2 separate regions of the Homo sapiens genome follow, and region 1 is linked to region 2. Evidence: chromatin loops called from intact Hi-C (ENCODE). Cell type or tissue: mammary epithelial cell. All regions are shown on one strand. Links, peaks and the distances in the headings refer to the core of each region. The heading gives the core; the rest is flanking DNA. Region 1 has its middle 17 kb from the start of DRP2. Region 2 has its middle 7.0 kb from the start of TRMT2B.

The links. Peaks named below come from ENCODE experiments on the same cell type or tissue, not always from the same donor. Only the 100,000 strongest peaks of a DNase experiment are listed, where the experiment ranks them.
Region 1: a loop joins it to region 2, with 6 times the contacts of the local background. A loop is called at or near these places in 7 of 110 quality-filtered maps.

The regions. Positions count from the first base shown.
Region 1 is chrX:101,196,824-101,207,912 of GRCh38, reverse strand. No RefSeq gene overlaps it. Among named protein-coding and RNA genes, the nearest start is that of DRP2, 17 kb to the left of the region's middle. In mammary epithelial cell, for the core only: a CTCF peak has its summit at 1,238; no DNase peak of the experiment used is centred there.
Region 2 is chrX:101,053,520-101,064,608 of GRCh38, reverse strand. No RefSeq gene overlaps it. Among named protein-coding and RNA genes, the nearest start is that of TRMT2B, 7.0 kb to the right of the region's middle. In mammary epithelial cell, for the core only: no CTCF peak of the experiment used is centred there; a DNase peak (open chromatin) is centred at 7,318.

The DNA of each region.
Region 1 (11,089 bases), core at 1,136-9,135, 140 kb before region 2:
CTAGATAAGAAATCAGAACCACATCTAGGGTAGTGGTAGTGGGTACTAAAAGGTGGCAGGTTTGAAAAACACTAAGAAATAGTAGTATGTTGCTTAAAAAAAACCTAGCTCTCTGGAAAAGCCAGGAAAATAGACTTCACTAGGAACAAAATTGGCCAGCACCCTGATTTTGGACTTTCCAGCCTCCAGAACTGTGTGGAAATAAATTTTGTTGTTTAAGCCACCCAGTCTGTGGTATTTTGTTATGGCAGCCTGAGCACACTAATACACATAGTATAAGATCAATAAATAGTTGCTGAATGAATATTCAAGTGTTAGGACTGATCCTAACATTTGTATTGGAATTAGTATTTTTTTAGAGATAAGATCTATTAAGACATAATGAGAAAATAGAACTAAGAAGAGGTACCACGTGACAGATTGTTGGCGATGGATTTTTCTCTGATGTAAGCTTTGCTCTGTGAGGCTAGTGAGGGGTTTCTTGCCAGGGTTTACAACAGTATCACTAGCTAAAATATCTTTCCCTGAGGATATCATATTCTTCCTCCTCCATTCTTGATTTACTTATGACATTAGAAATGCAATGGGAGGGCTAGGCACGGTGGCTCACACCTGTAATCCCAGCACTTTAGGAGGCCGAGGCAGGCGGATCACTTGAGGTCAGGAGTTCGAGACCAGCCTGGCCAATATGGTGAGACCACATTTCTACTAAAAATACAAAAATCAGCTGGGCGTGTTGGTATGCGCCTGTAGGCCCAGCTACTCGGGAGGCTGAGGCAGGAGGATCGCTTGAACCTGGAAGATGGAGGGTGCAGTGTGCCGAGATTGAGCTACTGCACTCCAGCCTGGGTGACAAAGCAAGGCTCTGTCTCAAAAAAGAAAAGAAAAGAAATGTAATGGGAGGCTGGGCACAGGGGTTCACGACTGTAATTCTAGCACTTTGGGAAGCTGAGGTGGGGGAATTGCTTGAGACCAGGAGTTCAAGATCAGCCTGGCCAACACGGTGAAACCCCATCTCTACTAAAAATAAATAAATAAATAAATAAATAAATAAAATTAGCTGGGCATGGTGGTGGGCACCTGTAATCCCAGTCACTCAGGAGGCTGAGTCAAGAGAATCACTTGAACCTGGGAGGCAGAGGTTGCAGTAAGCCAAGATCATGCCACTGACTCATGTCTGACTTTTTAAAAAAATGATCTTTTCCCCTTCCTTACCCCTACCAACCAGCAGGGTGCATTCTCTACTCAATATATCTCTTGGCTTCTGCTTATTTCCATACGGGGGTACTGTGCTGATTGCTCTACATGCATTCTCTGAATTCATTCTCATGACAACCCTAGGCATCTAGCGCAGTTTCTGGCAAATAATAAGTATTCAATAAATACTTTTTAAAAGATTAGCCGTGTAACAATAACAGTAACTAACATTTATTTTGTCTTCTATGGGTCAGCATCCATTCTAAACACTTCACATACATTAACACATTTAATTTCAACAACACAAAGAGGTAGTGACCATTATTATCAATTTTAGAGATGCTTACCAATTATAACTTTTTAGTGCTTTTGGCTCTAATGGGTGTCAGTTGCTGGCAGGAGTTGTAGTGATAGCAATAGTATTTTCAGCCCTAATCAAGGTGGTAATACTTGGGTAGATCTAGACTGATTGTGATAATGTCTCTAACAGTGCAACAAAAGTTACAAGCTTGTGGGCTCTACCTCAGGACTATTAGTTTCTGATTTTTGGGTATCACTCTTCTTCCTTTTGTCCCACTCCCTTTTACTATGCCATGTATCCGAAATCTCTGTAACTAATTTTATTTCAATAGTTTTTGGTTACATGGATGAGTTATTTAATGGTGAATTCTGGGATTTCAGTGCACCCGTCACCCAAGCAGTATACATTGTACCCAATATGTAACCAATTATTTTAAGAGTTTGGGTCTCCCTCTGTCACCCAGGCTGGAGTGCAATGGCATGATCACAGCTCACTGCAGCCTCAAACCCCTGGGCTCAAGCTATCCTCCCACCTCAGCCTCCCGAGTAGCTGGGACTACAGGCATGCACCACCACTCCTGGCTAATTTTTAAAAATGTTTTTGCAGAGACGGGGTCTTGCTATGTTGCCTAGTCTGGTGTCAAACTCCTGGCCTTAGGCAATCCTTCTGCCTCTGTCCCAAAATGCTAGGATTACAGGTAAACCATCGTGCCCAGCCAGTAACTTTTTTTTTTTTTTTTTTTGAGACAGTGTCTCACTTTGTCACCCGGGCTGGAGTGCAGTGGCACAATCTCAGCTCACTGCAACCTCCGCCTCCCGGGTTCAAGCGATTCTCCTGCCTCAGCCTCCCGAGTAGCTGGAATTACAGGTGCATGCCACCACGCCCAGCTAGTTTTTGTATTTTTAGTAGAGATGGGGTTTCACGATGTTGGTCAGGCTGGTCTCGAATTCCCGATCTTAGGTGATCTGCCTGCCTCGGCCTCCCAGAATGCTGGGATTACAGTCGTGAGCCACTGCGCCTGGCCAACTAATTCTTTTTATTAAATTCCCTTTTTGGAACACCAAGAGTAATTTCTCTTTACCTAGCTGGACTTTGAATAAGACCTAAAAGAACTTAAAGATGAAACTACTGATTCTCTATTGACAATCTTTGAGAAACAGTGACGATTACCAGAATAGCAACAGAGGGTTGAAAACAACAAAGCATTGTACTTTTTCAAAGCTTTGGGTTTTTTTGCTTTTGTTTTTGTTTTTTTGGAGACAGAGTCTCACTCTGTCACCCATGCTGGAGTGCAGTGGCATGATCTTGGCCCACTGCAACCTCCACCTCCCAGGTTCAAGCGATTCTTGTGCCTCAGCTTCCTGAGTAGCTGGGATTACATGCATGTGCCACACACCCGGATAACTTTTTGTATTTTTAGTAGAGACGAGGTCTCACTATGTTGGCCAGGCTTGTCTCAAACGCCTGAGCTCAAGTGACCCCCCAACCTCAGGCTCCCAAAGTGCTGGGATTACAGATGTGAGCCACTGTGCCCGGCCTTTTAACCTTTTATATTGTAAAGAATAACACATACTGAAAAGTGAGCACACAAATATATAACTCAATGGTTTACCAGGAATCAAACAGCCATGTAACCAGCACCCAGGTCATGAAAAAGAACATCTCCAGCAGCCCAGAATCCCCCTGCCAACCACTAAGGCCTTTCTCTTCCACTTAAGTAATCATTAACATGCCTTTTAGGAGAATCATGCCCTTTTTTTTATATATATAGCTTTTCCACCTAAACATGCATCCCTGAACATTAGTGGCTTATTTTTTTTTTTTAATTTGAGACAGGGTCTTGCTTTGTTGCCCAGGCATGAACCCATATGCCCTGACTTAGTTTTGCTGTTTTTTGAACTTTCACATATACGCAATCAAGATATATTCTTCTGTGTCTGGTTTCTTTCACTCAACATTATATCGCTGAGATTCACCCATTCCTATGCAAGAAATTATTCATCCATTTTATTGCTGTATAATATTCCATTGTATGAACAAACATGGCTGCTCAACAAGGTCTGATCTGAGTCTATATTTTAAAAGTAGATAACATCAGGCACAATACCAATTAATTAGATGACTTGTTGAGGATGACCAAGATAGTAAAGATCTAGTTGCTTACACTAGAAAAAGAGAAGGCTTGGGGCAAAGAGGAAAAAAAGTCACAGCTATTTTAAAATTTTTAAAGAGCTATTATGTAGAAGAGGAATTGAAACTATTCTCTGCACTTTCAGAGGGCAGAATCAGAACCAATAGGGAGATAGCATAAATAAGTATATTTTGGCCATCTTGTTTACTATATTCTTGTCCTTACCATCCCATAAAGTTGGAGATAATCTGGTCAGATAGGCATGCTGTAGCAGCACTAAATATAGATAAACTAAAATGATCTGCATGACTAGCAGCCTGAGCCAAGGCTTCCAAACACAATAAAACGATTCTAGAAATAATCCTTAGCATTCTCTGCATGCTTTCCTTTGAGAGAAACTTTTCAGCTGGAGCAAGCAGAGGCAAATCGGTAGGCTAGGAACTATAGTAGATACTGACTAGTGTCAAGAGAACTAAAAATGTGGAGACCTCTGAATTGAAAAATCAGGATGCCATTTGAGTTTCACACTAATCTTAAAAATCATTCCCTATACCAGATCATGTTGGGAATCTTTCCAACAAAAAGGTGACCTTGAATATATAAAGTCTGAGAAAAAAGAGAGCAGAAATTTCTTAGAGCTTGTGTGTGTGTGTGTGTGCACACGCATGTTGCGCATATGCATGCTTTTTGCCTTAGGGAGTTATAAAGTTCAAACCAGATAAAGTAAATATAAACACTTCAGAAACTCTTAGGTGCATTAAACTAGAAGATGAACTTAAAGAAAAAAACAAAGTTTCAAAGAACTCAGAAGAATCAGCCTAAAGTTCGAAACCAGGGTTTAGGCTGAATGATTTTTCAGAAATGAAGTTCCTCAAAATTTCCTAATGAAATTCTTGAACAGAAAAAGACATAAGGAGAATCCACCTCTAGAGAGGGAGTTAATTTTGTGCATAATGAATAAACGCTAAAGGGTATACCATTAGACTGAGAGCCTCGGGTCAAAATTTTGCTAAGAAAATAGCCTCTTCTAGTCTACTACCTCTTTAAATACACTGGAAGAGGTTTTCCTTTTATAGGCCCATCAAAGCACTAAATGGGTTGCTTTAGTGGTAATTGCAGAAATGGCTGATAACCAAAGTGGGTTTTGCTAACATTTCTTCCCCTAATCTAAGTGTACTGAAGAAAAAGGTATGGAACCTAGTGTTAATAGTGAATGGTAGGATAAAAAAAGCTCTCCTAGAGCTTTCAAATTCATCTTAAGATTTGGTGGTGAATTTGTAATAATATGAGTACACTGATTTTAATTATCCCTCTTTCCATTTACTATCAGCCATAATATGATGCTTCATTGTGCTTATGAGCTGGGGGGAATGAAGACTTAAAAAAGGACACAATATTTAAGAAAAATTCATGTCTAACAGAAAAACAAAGTAGATGTGGTAGGATGGGGTTTTTTTTCAAGGTTGGAGAAAATGAAAAGACAGTAAAAATTTTTAAATATTATTAAATAGCTGCATAAGATAGAAAATTACAAAATATTGCTTTAATTTTAAAAAATCTAAATAAATAGATTAATATATTATGCTTATTGGTTAGAAAACTCATTATTTTAATGTTAATTTTACCCAAATTGATATATAGGTTAAACACAATCTCAAAAGTAATACCAGCACGCTCTTTTTTCTGGAAATCAACAAGATGATTGGCCTGATTTAATCATTCCACATTGCATACATATACCAAAACAACACATTATACCCCATAAATGTATATCTTATGATTTGTCAATTAAAAATAATATCAATAAAATTTAAATTTATAGGGAAACACAAAGGTCCTAGAAAAACCAATCTTAAAACAACAACAGCCGGGCGCAGTGGCTCACGCCTGTAATCCCAGCACTTTGGGAGGCCAAGGCATGTGGATCACGAGGTCAGGAGATCGAGACCATCCTGGCTAACATGGTGAAACCCCGTCTCTACTAAAAATACAAACAATTAGCCGGGCGTGGTGGCGGGCACCTGTAGTCCCAGCTACTCGGGAGGCTGAGGCAGGAGAATGGCGTGAACCTGCGAGGCGGAGCTTGCAGTGAGCTGAGACTGCGCCACTGCACTCCAGACTGGGCGACAGAGCGAGACTCTGTCTCAAAATAACAACAACAACAACAACAACAACAACGAAGCTGGAGGGCTTACACTATTAGGTATCAAGACTTGTTATAATGCTACAGTGATTAAGACCATATGGTATTTATGCAATGATAGTCAAATAGACCAATGGAGCACTATATAGAATATAGAAAGAGAACCACCCATATCCAGTCATCAGATGTATGGTGAAGGCACCATTACAATTCAGTGGGAAAGGGTTAGAGTTTTTTTTTTTTTAATAGTGATGGGTTAACTGGATATCTATATAGAAAAAAATGAACTATCTCAAACCACACACAAAAATTAATTTGAGATGGGTAATAGATCTAAATGATCTAGAACAACAGAGGTTGGCAAACATTTTCTGTAAAAGGCCAGATAGTAAATATTTTAGGCTTTGTGGCTCGTATGGTCTTTGTCACACTGACTTTGATGCTGAAGTGTGAAAGCAACCATAGACGATACATAAATGAATGGATGTAGCTATGATTCAGTAAAACATTATCTGGGCCACATTTGACCTTTGGGATGTAGTTTGTCAACTCCTGTTCTAGCAAAACACATAGAAGAGTATCTTCTTGATCTTAGGGATAGGCAAGGATTTTTAAAGTAGGGCATCAAAAGTACTAACTAATAAGAAATGATAAATTGGACTTAATTAAAATTAAGAACTTCTGGTCAAATGATATCATTAAGAATACGAAAATTCAAGCCATAGACTGGGAGATTTCTGAAATACATACGACTAAGGACTTGCAGTTAGAATATGTAAAGAACTGGGCCAGGTGTGGTGGCTCATACCTGTAGCCCCAGCACTTTGGGAAGCTGAGACGGAAGGATCGCTTGAGGCCGGGAGTTCAAGACCAACCTGGGAAACATAGCAAGACCCCATCTCTACAAAAAAATAGTAAAAAAAAAAATAAAAAAGCCAAGTGTGGTGGCACACGCCTGTAGCCCCAGCTATTCAAGAGGCTGAGGCAGGAAGATCACTTGAGCTCAGGAGTTTCAGGCTGCAGTGAACTAGGTTTGCACCATTACACTCCAACTTGGGCAATAGAGTGATACTTCGTCTCTAAAAAAATAAAAAATAAAAATATAGAAATCTTACAAAACAATAGAAAGACAAAAACTCAGTAATAAAATAGGTAAAATACCTGAACAGGCATTTTACGAAAGAAGATATCCATATGGTCAATAAACCTATGAAGAGATGCTCACCATCATTAATCATCAGGAAAATGCAAACTAAAATGACATTGTGATACTACCATACATCCAACATAATGGTTAAATTAGATGGACAAAATCAAGTGCCAATGAAGATATAGAGCTATTGAGACTGTCATACATTGCTGGTGGTGATGTAAATAAACACATAATCACTTTGGCAGTTATTACAAAAGCCAAACATACATTTCATTCTATGACGAAGAAATTCCGCTCCTGCATATGAACTCAACCAAAATGAGTGCTTATATTCTATGAAAGATATGTACAAGACTGTTCGTATCCATTTTGTTCATAATTCAAAAACTGGAAACTCAAATGCATTTATACTCTAGAATGAATAAACCAATTGTGGTAAATTGACACAATGGAATTAGTACATAGCAGCTAAAAAGAAGAAGAAACTACTAGAATGTGCAATGACATGGATAAATCTCAAGAAAACAATGTTGGCTGGGTGTGGTGACTCATGCCTGTAATTCCAGCACTTTGGGAGGCCAAGGCAGGCAGATCACCTAAGGTCAGGAGTTCGAGACCAGCCTGCCCAACATGGCAAAACCCCATCTCTACTAAAAATACAAAAAATTAGCCAGGCGTGGTGGCACGTGCCTGTAATCCCAGCTACTCGAGAGGCTGAGGCGGGAGAATCGCTTGAACCTGGGAGGCAGAGGTTGCAGTGAGCCAAGATCGCACCACTGCACTCCAGCCTGGGCAACAGAGTAAGACTCTCTCAAAAAAAAAAAAAAAAAAAAAAAAAGAAAGAAAGAAAAAGAAAATAATGTTTAGCAAAAGTCAAATACATAAGTACATAGTTTGATTCCATTTAAATGAAGTTTTAAAACAGGCAATACACCTATGGTGATACAAGTTAAAACGGTGGTTACCTTCGAGAGTATCAAGTGGGAAGGGGCATGAAGAAGTCTTCTGAGGTACTGGAAATGGTTCTACATCTTGATCTGGGTGGTAGGTAGTTAAATGATTGTGTGTGTGTATGTGTGTGAGAGAGAAAGAGATGTGTGTGTGAGGGAGACACAGAGAGAGAGAATTAAGTGAGCTACGCTTGAGATCTGTGAACTTTTACTGTAGAAAAGAAAAAAACAATTATTAGCTAAGCACAGTGGCACATGCCTGTAGTCCCAGTTACTTGGGAGGCTGAGGCAGAAAGATTGCTTAAGCCCAAGAGTGCAAGAGCAGCCTGGACAATATAACAAGACTTTATCTCAAAAAAAAAAAAAAAAAAAAAGAAAGGAAGAAAGAAAAGAAGAAAAATATTTAAAAAGACAATATCAATTTAAAAAAGAAAAAAAAATGGTTAATGGTCCCACTGAACACTTCAAGAAAAAAGTATGTTATCCCAGCATTCAAATTAGATAAGTAAAATAATTGCTTCTCTCTCAAATTGATTAAATCTTCCTCTAAACAGATTATTTTGCTTTTCTTTTGCTTAGATTTTTTGCTTTGGATGTGGTATCCAAGTATAATAAAGCAGAAGAGAGAATTTTCTTCCTACTCCCAGATATTAGTTTATGCCATACAGACATCATATATTCTTCAGAAGATTTGCTCTGACCCAATTCAGGATACTTTGTTTTTGGCAAATAATCTGAGTAAAAAATGCCATTCCTCACTCTGTGATTGTGTGTATATTTATACAGTTTTTAATTTCCCTGGGAGTACTCATACCCAGTTTGAAAAGCATGCCTTTAAATAGCCAATCTAGTCACAATGGCTAATTGACAGGAAAAGCTTTCAAGTGCTCAAAGGGATCATTGATCCTTTTATTTCGCGATGAGCAAAGAGATCCTTAGAGCTAATTAAATTATGATCCTAATATTCTTCCCTTTCATTATTAGCAGTATTTGGCCCTGATTTTTTTCCTGGAGCATGTGTACTCAATTAGGGGTGAGGGAAACACATGTTTTATAAAACAAAAGTGGTCATTATTCTCTGCTCCAATAAGAGTGTGTTTTATCTTTTATCATTAAAAGAGGAATCAGTATTTTTACCAGGAGTTTTCAAATACATTTTTCTTTGAAGAAAGTTCTGGTGTGTTTCAATTGTTTTAAACTAAGATTAAGCTCAGGGCAATAATTCAAAACGTTTAAATTATACATAGTGATTAGTTTTAATTTTTAGTGTGGGAAAGTGGTAATTGAAGACAACATTAATTTGGTAATGTTAAAGCATTAAGTGGAGAACAACCTTTCAATTTTCCTCACCCTAGTGTGATTTATTATATTATAGCCCATACTTGCAGTATCTATATTATCTGCTTCAAGGTATTAGATCTTATGATACTAATAATCTTAAAAAGGAGATATTTTTCTTAAGAGAGTACCAGGCACCAGGTGTGGTGGCTCACGTCTATAATCCCAGCACTTTGGGAGGCCAAGGGGGGCAGATCACCTGAGGTTGGGAGTTCGAGACCAGCCTGGCTAACATAGGGAAGCCCCGTCTCTAATAAAAATACAAAAATTAGCTGGGTGTGATGGCACGTGCCTGTAATCCCAGCTACTTGGGAGGCAGAGGCAGGAGAATCACTTGAACCCGGGAGGTGGAGGTTGCAGTGACCCGAGATTGTACCACTGCACTCCAGCCTGGGAGACAGAGTGAGACTCCATCTCAAAAAAAAAAAAAAAGAGACCGGATGCGGTGGCTCACGCCTGTAATCCCAGCACTTTGGGAGGCCAAGGCGGGCGGATCAGGAGGTCAGGAGTTCGAGACCAGCCTGGCCAACATGGTGAAACCCCATCTCTACTAAAAATACAAAAATTAGCCAGGCGTGGTGGCGGGCACCTGTAATCCCAGCTACTCAGGAGGCTGAGGCAGGAGAGTCACTTGAACCCGGGAGGTGGAGGTTGCAGTGAGCCGAGATCGTGCCACTGCACTCCAGCCTGGGTGACAGAGCGAGACTCCATCTCAAAAAAAAAAAAAAAAAAGAAAGAGTACAAGGAGCAGCTTGCAATACCATATGATTTTATTCTCAAAATGGTGTAATGAAAAAAACCCATAGACTCTGGTGTTAGTAGATCTGAAAGGCAGACCTGACTCCATTATGAATGACTTTGTGTGAATTATTCAATCTTTCAGAGCTTATAGTTTCTTCAACTGTAAAATGAGACTATTATAATAATGCCTGCCACACTGAAGAATCTGGATGAAAGGCATCCACACAATATCTTAGAATGTGAACTGGATATAATGCATGACAATATTTTTTTTTAGACAGGGTCTCACTCTGTCACCCAGGCTGGAGTGCAGTGGCATGGTCATGGCTCACTGTAGCCTCAACTTCCCAGGCTCAAGCAATCCTCCCTCGTCAGCCTTCTGAGTAGCTGGGACTATAGGTGTGTGCCACCATACCCTGGTAATTTTTTAATTTTTTGTACAGATGGGGTTTCGCTACGTTGCCTAGGCTAGTTTTGAACTCCTGGGCTCAAGTGATCCTCTCACCTCAGCCCCACAAAGTGTTGGGATTACAGGCAAGAGCCAGTGCACCCAGCTTGATACTATTTTTAAAATTCCAGTACAATTAGGCTGACAAAGGTTTAGGTTTGGGGTTTAAAAATCTAAAAATACTAAATAGTAAAAAATGCAGTATAAAGATTTTAATAATGGTCGTGGTAATCTAAGACTGACAGAACCAGTATTTTAATGGAAAAAAAGGTTACTTTTCAATTCCTAGAAATAAGTATTTCATTACTGAGAGAATAAGTGTATATCTGTTTGGGAAGAAGGGAGTGCACAGAAGGAAGAGATTATAGGTAAGCCTCTATATTCTATTTTTAATTTCTTTATTATTTATTTATTTATTTTTTGAGACGGAGTCTCGCTCTGTCACCCAGGCTGGAGTACAGTGGCGCGATCTCGGCTCACTGCAACCTCTACCTCCCAGGTTCAAGCGATTCTCCTGCCTCAGCCTCCCGAGTAGCTGGGATTACAGGCACACACCACCACGCCTGGCTAATTTTTGTATTTTTAGTAGAGACGGGGTTTCACCATGTTGGCCAGGCTGGTCTGGAACTCCTGACCTCAGGTGATCCGCCCACCTTGGCCTCCCAACATGCTGGAATTACAGGCGTG
Region 2 (11,089 bases), core at 2,555-10,554:
AGGGGTTTGAGACCAGCTGGGCCAATATGGCAAAACCCTGGCTCTTCTAAAAATACAAAAATTAGCCGGGCATGGTAGCACATGCCTGTAATCTCAGCTACTTGGGAGGCTGAGGCAGGAGAATCGCTTGAACTCAGGAGTCGGAGGTTGCAGTGAGCTGAGATCACACCACTGCACTCCAGCCTGGGCAACACAATGAGACTCTGTCTCAAAAAAAAAAAAGTTCAGAAACCAAATAACACATATTGATAATGCAATGGGGATGGGGCAGAAAGTATTTCATCTACCAGTTTCTTCCTTTCTTTCTTTTTTGAGATGGAGTTTCGCTCTTGTTGCCCAGCCTGGGCGTGATCTTGGCTCACCGCAACCTCCATCTCCCGGGTTCAAGCAATTCTCCTGCCTCAGCCTCCTGAATAGCTGGGATTACAGGCATGCGCTACCACACCCGGGTAATTTTGTATTTTTAGTAGAGACGGGGTTTCTCCACGTTGGTCAAGCTGGTCTCGAACTCCTGATCTCAGGTGATCTGCCCACCTCGGCCTCCCAAAGTGTTGGGATTACAAGCGTGAGCCATTCAGCCTGGCCTCATCTACCAGTTTCTTTACAGAATCATGGAACATAAAAGTGAGGATAATAGCCAAGATATAGAGTCAACCTAAATGCCCGTCAACGATAGACTGGATCAAGACAATGTGGTACATATACCCCATGAAATTCTGTACAGCCATAAAAAAGAACGAGATCATGTCCTAAGTGAATTAACGCAGGAAACCAAATACCACGTGTTCTTACTTACAAGTGGGAGCTAAACATTGAGTACACATGGACACAAAGAGGGGAACAATAAACACCAGGGTCTGGTGGTGGAGGGTGGAGGGTGGGAGGAGGATTGAAAAACTTCCTATTGGGGCTGGGCGCGGTGGCTCATGCCTGTAATCCCAGCACTCTGGGAGGCTGAGGCAGGCAGATCCCTTGAGGTCAGGAGTTCAAGACCAGCCTGGCCAACATGGTGAAACCCCATCTCCACCAAAAATAGAAAAAATAGCCAGGCGTGGTAGCATGTGCCTGTAGTCCCAGCTACTCAGGAGGCTGAGGCAGGAGAATCTCTTGAACCTGGGAGGTGGAGATTGTAGTGAGCCGAGATTGTGCCACTGCACTCCAGCTTGGGCGACAGAGGGAGATCCTGTTTAAAAAAAAAAAAGCAAAAAGAAAGAAAGAAAAAAGAAAGACTACCTATCAGGTACTATGCTTACTACCTGGGTGATGAAATAATCTGTACACCAAACCCCTGAGACATGCAATTTATCTATATAACAAACCTGCACATGTACCCCTGAACCTAAAATAAATGTTAAAAAAAAAATTTAAAAAGGCCAGGTGCAGTGGTTCACGCCTGTAATCCCAACACTTTGGGAGGCTGAGCTGGGAGGATCACTTGAGCCCTGGAGTTCGAGACCAGTCTGGGCAACATGGCGAATTTGGTGTCTCTACCAAAAAATTTTTAAAAATTAGCTGGGGCCGGGCACAGTGGCTCATGCCTGTAATCCCAGCACTTTGTGGGGCCGAGATGGGCAGATCACCTGAGGTCAGGAGTTCAAGACCAGCCTGGCCAACATGGTGAAACCCTGTCTCTACTGAAAATACAAAAATTAGCCAGGCATGGTAGTGCACGCCTATAAACCCAGCTATTTGGGAGGCTGAGCCAGGGAGAATTGCTTGATCCTTGGAGGCAGAGGTTGCAGTGAGCCAAGATCGTGCCACTGCATTCCAGCCTAGGTAACAGAGCGAGAGTCCATCTCAAAAAAAAAAAAAAATTAACTGGGTGTGGTGGTGCGTACCTGTGGTCCCAGCTGCTTGGGAGGCTGAGGTGAGAGGACCACTTGAGCCCATGAGGTCAAGGCGGCAATTAACTGTGAGCACACCACTGCACTCCAGCCTGGGTGACAGAAGGAGATCCTGTTTCAGAAAAAAGAAAGTAAGTAGACTTCTCCACTCCCACTGCTTCGCTTGACTAGTCTAAGGAAGGAGAAAAAAAGGAAGAAAAGTAGAAAGTAGTGTCTTTATTAAGAGTTTACTGATGATGATTTGGAGAGGATGGAAATTATAGCCTCTGGGGAGTTGTAGAATTTGTGCCCTTGGTGTTGAGTCTCAGGCATGAAGCCCAGGTTCATGTACTGATGACATTCCAGTGTGGAGCAGGACCCAGGATAGAAGTTCCTATGCTATTTGTCTACATCTAGCTTTGAGGAATGAGCCACCAGTACTGGAATGCTATTAACATTCAATTGCAAATTTCAACACTATAAAAAGCAAAGGGTTGGGACTGTAAAAAGTGAGAAAATGAACATCAGCACCAGCCATGTAAATGTAAGGTAGTAAATATCTGTGTTACCCTAGAAACCAGAAGTATAAAGGTAGCTAGGTAGTTTGGTGACAGTTTCCAAGGTAATTCCTGCCACAGACAACATAAGAGCTTTCCTGTTATGTTAACTTTTTCTCTACATGCCTACTGGACCTTCACTCAATTCCACTATTTCCTCCCTCTCCCAAAAGACTCCCTCTCTGATTTCCCTATTTTTGTTAGTTTCAGTGCCATTCTCCTAAGTACTATCATCAGAAACCCTAGATGTTTATCAGTGAACTGAAGGGCCCCCAAAGTAATATGTGTCTCCAAACTTAAGAGACACAGTTTAGAGGAAAATCAGACACATAATTTGGGAAATGATAAACTCTTCAATTGAAAAAATTAAGAAAAAAAAAAGGCTCACAATGGATGAAACTAGCCAGCTGTGACTCTTCCCAGAAGCGACTTCTGGTAAATATAATTTGTAGATATATGCAAATAAGATTAAGATGCTTCCCAATATCTCACCTGGGAGCTACCAACCTAGAATGTAATTCATGTAAGACAGCTGTTACCTTGGAAACCGTGACATGTAATGAGAACAGGAGGCAGGTAATATTGTAATGACAGAAGATTCTGATAACTAGTTACAGATGGTGAAAAAAAAGAACATTGGAGAGTCAGTGTTTATGCACTACTATTCAAATGACAGGACACAAATAACCCAGTCTGGTATACAAATAACCCAGTCAAAGACCTCCCTTAAAACCATTCAGCCGGCCAGGCACCGTGGCTCACGCCTGTAATCCCAGCACTTTGGGAGGCTGAGATGGGCGGATCACATGAGGTCAGGAGTTTGAGACCAGCCTGGCCAACATGGCGAAACCCCATCTCTACTAAAAATACAAAAATTAGCCAGGCGTGGTGGCACATGCCTGTAATCCCAGCTACTTGGGAGGCTGAGGCAGGAGACTCGCTTGAACCCGGGAGGTGGAGGTTGCAGTGAGACTAGATTGCACCATTGCACTACAGCCTAGGCAACAAGAGCGAAACCTAAAAAACAAACAAACAAACAAACAAAAAAACCCATTCAGCTCCATTTGTTCAAGTTACAAATGACCATCTGATTACTAGTTTGGTTTCAAGGGTATGTTAATAGCTGGTAGGTATGACCCTAAATAATAGATAAGACAATTCCTGTCACTAGAAACTATATTTATCACTGGCATTTATTTGACTTGTAAGCCAATATCTTATTATTATTATTATTATTATTATTATTATTATTATTATTTTGAGATGGAGTTTCACTCTTGTTGCCCAGGCTGGAGTGCAACAGCGCTATCTCAGCTCACCGAAACCTCTGCCTCCTGGATTCAAGAGATTCTCCTCTCTCAGCCTCCCGAGTAGCTGGGATTACAGGCATGCGCCACCACGCCCGGCTAATTTTGTATTTTTAGTAGAGACGGGGTTTCACCATGTTGGTCAGCCTGGTCTTGAACTCCCAACCTCAGGTGATCCACCCGCCTTGGCCTCCCAAAGTGCTAGGATTACAGGCGTGAGGCACTGTGCCTGGGCCTTTTATTATTATTATTTTTTATTGAGACGGAGTCACTCTGTCACCCAGGCTGGAGTGCAGTGGTGTGATCTCAGCTCATCGCAACCTCCACCTCCGGGGTTCAAGCAATTCTCCCACCTCAGCTTCCCGAGTAGCTAGGATTACAGGTGTGTGCTGTCGCCCCCGGCTAATTTTTTTTTTTTAATTTTTAGTAGAGAAGAGGTTTCGCCATATTGGCCAGGCTCGTGTGGAACTACTGACCTTGAGTGATCTGCCCACCTCAGCCTCCCAAAGTGTTGAGATTACAGGAGTGAGCCACTGCACCTGGCCCATATCTCTATTTTCATAGAATAGATTCCTAGAGGGAGAATTTCTGGGGCAAATGCTATGAAATTTTTTAAGACTTGTGATTCTATTTGCTTTCTAGGAAGCATCAATTTACAATCCCACAGGCAGTGTATGAAGGTTTCTGCCTCACTGCTCATGGTCTACTTTGAGAAATATGTGTTCCTTTTTTTTTGTGTGTGTGTGACAGAGTCTCGCTGTCTGTCACCCAGGGAGTGCACTAGCACAGCACTGTCACGGCTCACTGTAGCCTTGACCTCCTGGGCCCAAGCAATCCTCCCACCTCAGCCTCCTGCTAGCTGGGACCACATGCATGCGCCACCACGCCTGGCTAATTTTTTAATTTTTTGTAGAGTCGTGGTCTCTTGATATTGCCCGAGCTGGTCTCAAACTCCTGGGCTCAAGTGATCCTCTTGCCTCGGCCTCCCAAAGTGCTGGGATTATAGGCGTGAGCCACGGTGCCTGGCACAGTTCTTTTTAAATCTTAATTAACTTCACAGGTAAAAGAGTATTATCTAGTTTGTATACTTTGCATGTTCTGTGATTACTAGTGAGTTAGAACAAAACACCTTACTGAGCAATCAGATTTCTTTTCCTGGAAATTCTCTCTCCATGCCTTTGTCAAAGTCTTTATTGAGGACATCGTGTTCTTCTTGTAAGTTTATGTAAGCTTTTTATCAAGAAAGATAATGACTCTTTGCTATACTTGTATATATTTTTCTGCTTGTTTTTTATGATTTCATTTTGTTAATTATATTTTTGTCATGTCAAGTTCTTAAGGTTAAGTAGTAAAATCTACCTACTTAGTGTTTTTTTTCTGCTGCTTTTAAGTTTATGATGTCTTCTCCCATCCAAATTTTAGATGCATAATCATCTACATCTTATTCTAGGGCTTTTATGGTTTGATTTGATTGTTGCCCAGGCTGGAGTGCAGTGGTGCCATCTCGGCTCACTGCAACCTCTGCCTCCTACGTTTAAGCGATTCTCGTGCCTCAACCTCCTGAATAGCTGGGATTACAGGCACCTGCAACCATGCCCGTCTAATTTTTTTTTTCTTTTTTTATTAGAGACAGGGTTTCACCATGTTGGCCAGGCTGGTCTTGAACTCCTGACCTCAGGTGATCTGCCTGCCTCGGCCTCCCAAGGTGCTGGGATTACAGGCGTGAGCCACTGCACCTGGCCTATGGTTTGATTTTTTTGATCTCCAACTAATTCATCTGAGATTTCAGTTGGTGTGTGGTAGTCGGAGCTCAGATTTTAATGGGCATCACCTGGTATGCTTGTTACAACCCTAGATATTCCTGAACCCTATAACTGCCCTATGGGTTCTTCCTGCCCACTGCACAAACAAAACAGACCACGACATTGCAGTAGAGAAAGAGTTTAATTGACACAAGGCCAGCCAAACCATCTCCTCAAAGTATCAAAGTATCAAAGGTTAGGGGTTTTTCAAAGGTAGTTTGGGGGAAGGTGTGGGGGTGGCTAGGCAATGGGTGCTGATTGCTTGGTTTGAAAATGAAATCATAGGGATTGGAAGCTCTCCTCTTGCACTGAGTCACTTCTGGGTGGGACCACAGGAGTGGTTGGTGGGTACAGGTGGAGCCATGGGTGTCAGACATCCAAAAGACCTGGAGACATCTCAAAAGGCCAATCTGAGGTTCTACAATAGTCATGTTATCTGCAGGAGTAATTGGAATAGTTGCATATTTTGTGACCTCTGGAATAATGGCTGGAAATCATTTAACTATGCCTACATCTTAGTATAATGCAGGCCCCTCTCATCCTCCTAACCTGGTTGGTGGCCTTTCATTAGTTTTACAAGGGTGGTTTAGTTTTTGGGAAAGGCTGTTATCATTTAAACTATAAACTAATTTTCTCTCAAAGTTAGCGTGGCCCATGCCCATGAATGGCCAAGGACAGCTTGAAAGTTGAAGGCAAGATGGAGTCAACCATGTCAGATTTCTCTTAATGTCATCATTTTGCAAAGGCAGTTTCAGTGACCTGGAAGCTGAGGGAGACTGTTGCATACATTCAGATGGGAGGTCATAAGTTTCTGTGCTAAGGCAAGCTATACTGCATACTGCAAAATTTTCTCAAAATATGGTCAGGGACATCTGCAACATAATCAGCTTGGATGATTGTAACACATATGGATTCTGAGTCCCACCCCACACTTACTGAATTGTCCCACCCCACACCTACTGTGGTCCCGACCCAGGAGCAGACTCAGTCCAAGAGGGCCATTTTCCATACCCCTATGATTGCATCCCCAACCAAAGGGGAAGAGGAGGTGATGAAAGGTGTAGAGCTGTGTATGCATATAACTATAACTGCCTACCAAACTATCTTTGAAAAATTCTAGCCTCCAAATTTTCAGGGAGATTGATGTGAGTAATAACTCCATCTCCTACATGTTGTGGCCGAGCTCTCATCAATTAAACTCTTTTTTTTTTTTTTTTTGAGATGGAGTTTTTCTCTGTCACCCAGGCTGGAGTGCAGTGGCGTGATCTTGGCTCACTGCAACCTCCGCCTCCTGGATTCAAGTGATTCTCTTGCCTCAGCCTCCCAAGCAGCTGGGATTACAGGCACCCACCACTATACCCAGCTAATTTTTGTATTTTTAGTAGAGATGGGGTTTCCCCATGTTAGCCAGTCTGGTCTTGAACTCCTGACCTCAGGTGATCCGCCCACCTCAGCCTCCCAAAGTGCTGGGATTACAGGCATGAGCTGCCGTGCCTGGCCTAAACTCTTTCTTTACTGCAATGCTGTGGTCTCAGTGAATTGATTTTGTCTGTGCAGTGAGCAGGAAGAACCGGTCAGGTGATTGCATCACTACATCCTAAAATCCATCTATATACAGCTCCTAGAGTTATCTTGCAGAAACATCTTATGAAAAAAAAAAAACCCAAAAACTCTTCATTAGCTTCCTATTGTTACAGGAACTAGCTCAAACTCCTCATCCCAGCCCTCCAGACCCTTTGTTATTTTCCCTGACCTGTCTATCTGATCAGCCAATGGCCAATGGCTTAAGCACCAAACTCTTATCTAGCCAGGTCTGCCTCCTCATGGGCCTTGTACAATTATTACTCATTTCCTCTTTTCATGCTGCAGTCCCAGTTCCTCTCAGATTATTCATATCCTATGCATTCAACTCAATTATCACATTCTTTTCCTTCCTTTGGTACCAAGATGGTGGCTGTTTTCTGAGACTTACCAAAGCCCCAATAGTTGTGTATTCTCACACTGAGTATTATCTTCCTATCAGGTCATACAATCTTTGAGGGTGTGGTCTGTGAATCTATCCCTCATAGCATATAGCACAGTCCTAGGTGCACCAAAGAACTTGTTTAATGGAACCAAACCAGCCCTAAATGCCAACTAATTTTTGTAAGAGTTAAAGAAAGAGGAAAGAAACATGAAAAGTGGCTCAACAGACAAAGACAGGTTTATTTTGGATAATCAACCGGAGAGGGTCTTCTGGCCGATTTTGGTCAGGAGTGCTCTCTCTTACAGACTAAGAGTATTTATTGGTTTTAGGGTGAGGGAGCTTATTACAGGCTTGGAATGTTACTGTGGTGGGGAGAAGTTTATTGCAGGGTTGGAATGTCTCTGGTTGGAGGGGAGGTTACTTGGGGCTGGCATGTCTCTGGTTGGGGAGGGGTTTATCTTATGGTTGGAATGTTTCTGGTTGGAGATGTCATTTACGGTTTATGGTCATGTTGACCTTAGCCATTAGGCTGATGCCCTTTGGATTTAGGTGTTTTTTTGTTTGTTTGTTTGTTTTTGTTTTTGTTTTGAGAGGGACTTTCGTTATTGTTGCCCAGGCAGGAGTGCAATGACGCGATCTCAGCCTACTGCAACCTCTGCCTCCTGCGTTCAAGCAATTCTTGGCCAGGTGCGGTGGATCATGCCTGTGATCCTAGCACTTTGGGAGGCCGAGGTGAGTGGATCGCCTGAGGTCAGAAGTTCAAGACCAGCCTGGCCAGCATGGCAAAACCCTGTCTCTACTAAAAATACAAAAAATTAGCCAGGTGTGGTGGCAGGTCCCTGTAATCCCAGCTACTTGGGAGGATGAAGCAGGAGAATTGCTTGAACCCAGGAGGCGGAGGTTGCAGTGAGCTGAATTCACACCATTGCACTCCAGCCTGGGCAACAAGAGTGAAACTCCATCTCAAAAAAAAAAAAAAAAAAAAAAAAAAAGGAAAAGAAAAGAAAAAAAGAAGAAAAAAAAGCAATTCTCCTGTTTCAGCTCCTGAATAGCGGGGATTACAGGCATGCACCACCACGCCCAGCTACTTTTTGTATTTTTAGTAGAGACGGGGTTTCACCATGTTGGCCAGGCTGGTCTTGAACTCCTGACCTCAGGTGATACTGCCCGCCTCAGCCTCCCAAAGTGCTGGGATTACAGGCATGAGCCTCCTTACCCGGCCTTAGGTGGTTTTTGATCAAGGAGAACTTTAGAATTGTGGTGCTTGTCCAAGATGGCGATGCTCCTGCTTGGTAAATTTTAATATGTTATTTCTGAGAGCGAATGCTGTAGCCTCTCAGCTATCTTTTCCTTGCACCAAAATGAGAATGTTTGACAAATTCCTAGGGATTTCACTTTGTTGTGATTTGGTTTGCTAATAACAAAATTAAGTAAAAGGTTATCTTGGTTCCAGCTCTTATTTGAGTTAACAATATTCCTTATCATCTATGACATATCCACTTACTGACTTTCTGGTTGAAGGGTCTAACCTTTCCTATAATACGGGGTATTTCTTTCCCCTCTTACAAATGTAATGATTTCGCTTTTATAGTAGAATATGCTTTACCAGATTAAATAAATATAAAGGGGTTAATGGCTAAATAATTACATTATAGCTGCTTTAATCTCTTTTCTCTCTCTACCCCTCAGGGTTTTCCTCCTTGAATGACAGGCCTGCTTTAAATGAATTTGCCTGGATGCTCAAAATAGGTGGGGGTGAGGGAGGAAATGCCTTCTCTCTTTCAGCAGACAAGATGGAATTCAGTTTAATTAATCAAATATTAATATTTATTGAGCTCGTATGGGACACCTGATTCTGTGCTAGGCACAACACAGAAGGCCAAAACGAGAAGTGATAAAGGAGCAGAAGGGCTTGGGAAGGGGAAGAAAGGGGAAGAGGAGGTGATAAAAGGTGTAGAGCTGTCTAGCCATATAAGAGGGGATTAAAAGATGAGAAAGGGAAAATAGAGCCAAAGGTAAATTCTCTGGCCTGGTCTCACTTGATAGCCCTGCATGGGCCTAGAAGGCTGAAGCAGTGGTTTGAGTTCAAATTTTGCTTATGAGCCATGAGAGCAGTTAGGATAGTGGCAATTTGAGTCAAACATTTACCTCCTCAAGGGTTTAGGATGGAAGTGAAATCTCTCTTTAAAAAACAAGAAACATACACGTGTGTGTTTGTGTGTGTGTGTGTGTGTGTGTGTGTGTGTGTGTGTGTTGTGGGGGCCAAAGTCATTGGCCCCTGAAGGTTCACTAAAATATCACTGATATGAGGCTGATTCATAGGAGAAAAGGCATACAAATTTATTTAACATGTACACATGGGAGCCTTCATCATGGAGACCCAACCTCCCAATAATTAACAGAAGCTTATATATCATCTTGAAATTACAGAAAGAGACCAGGCGTGGCTCATGCCTGTAATCCCAGCACTTTGGGAGGCCGAGGCGGGCAGATCACGAGGTCAAGAGATCGAGACCATCCTGGCCAACATGTTGAAACCCCGTCTCTACTAAAAATACAAAAATTAGCTGGGCGTGGTGGTGCAAGCCTGTAGTCCAGCTACTAGGGAGGCTGAGGCAGGAGAATCGCTCGAACCCGGGAGGCAGAGGTTGCAGTGAGCCGAGATCGCGCCACTGCACTCCAGCCTGGGTGACAGAGCGAGACTCCATCTCAAAAAAAAAAAAAGCCGGGCGTGGTGGCTCACGGCTGTAATCCCAGGACTTTTGGAAGCCGAGGCGGGTGGATCACGAGGTTGGGAGATCAAGACCATCCTGGCTAACACGGTGAAACGCCGTCACTACTAAAAATACAAAAAATTAGCCAGGCGTGGTGGCGGGCGCCTGTAGTCCCAGCTACTTGGGAGGCTGAGGCAGGAGAATGGCATGAACCCGGGAGGCGGAGCTTGCAACAGTGAGCCGAGATCGCGCCACTGCACTCCAGCCTGGGTGACAGAGCGAGACTCCACCTCAAAAAAAAAAAGTAAGAAATTACAGAAAGAATGTGGACGAACTCAGAGTATATACAAAAACAGGTTTTAGTGGCAAGATAGGTTATGGAAGAAAGGAAGAGACTTGGTTTGTGAAGGTGGCCTTGTCATGTAGAGGAAGCCTCCTTCCGAAAGAATAGCTGGTAAATGCTTCTTTTCAAACTTTTAAAGATGTCAGACTCTCAATCTCTCCTGGATCCAGGTAAGGCATAGAAATGGGAAGCTTGGCTGTATTCAAGGAGGTTCTCTACAGATGCAAATTTCCCCCATCTCAGTCCTCTGGTCCTGAGGCAGCCATTTCAAACATATGGCAAATACATTTATTTTGGGGTAAAATATTTTTATTTTCTTCAGAATGTATGAACACACAGTATATCAACTTATTTTGAATGATAATAGCTAACTTTGTGTACTTACTGTATTCTAAGCACTTTGTGTGTATTAACTCATTTAATCGTTGTCACAACCGTATGAGGTAGGTAAAATTATTGTGGACATTTTTTTTCAGATGATGAAACTGAAGCACTGAGTAATTAAATAACTTGCTCAGTGGACACAGCTTATCAGTGGCAGATCTGCTGGGGGTGGTGGCTTATGCCTGTAATCCCA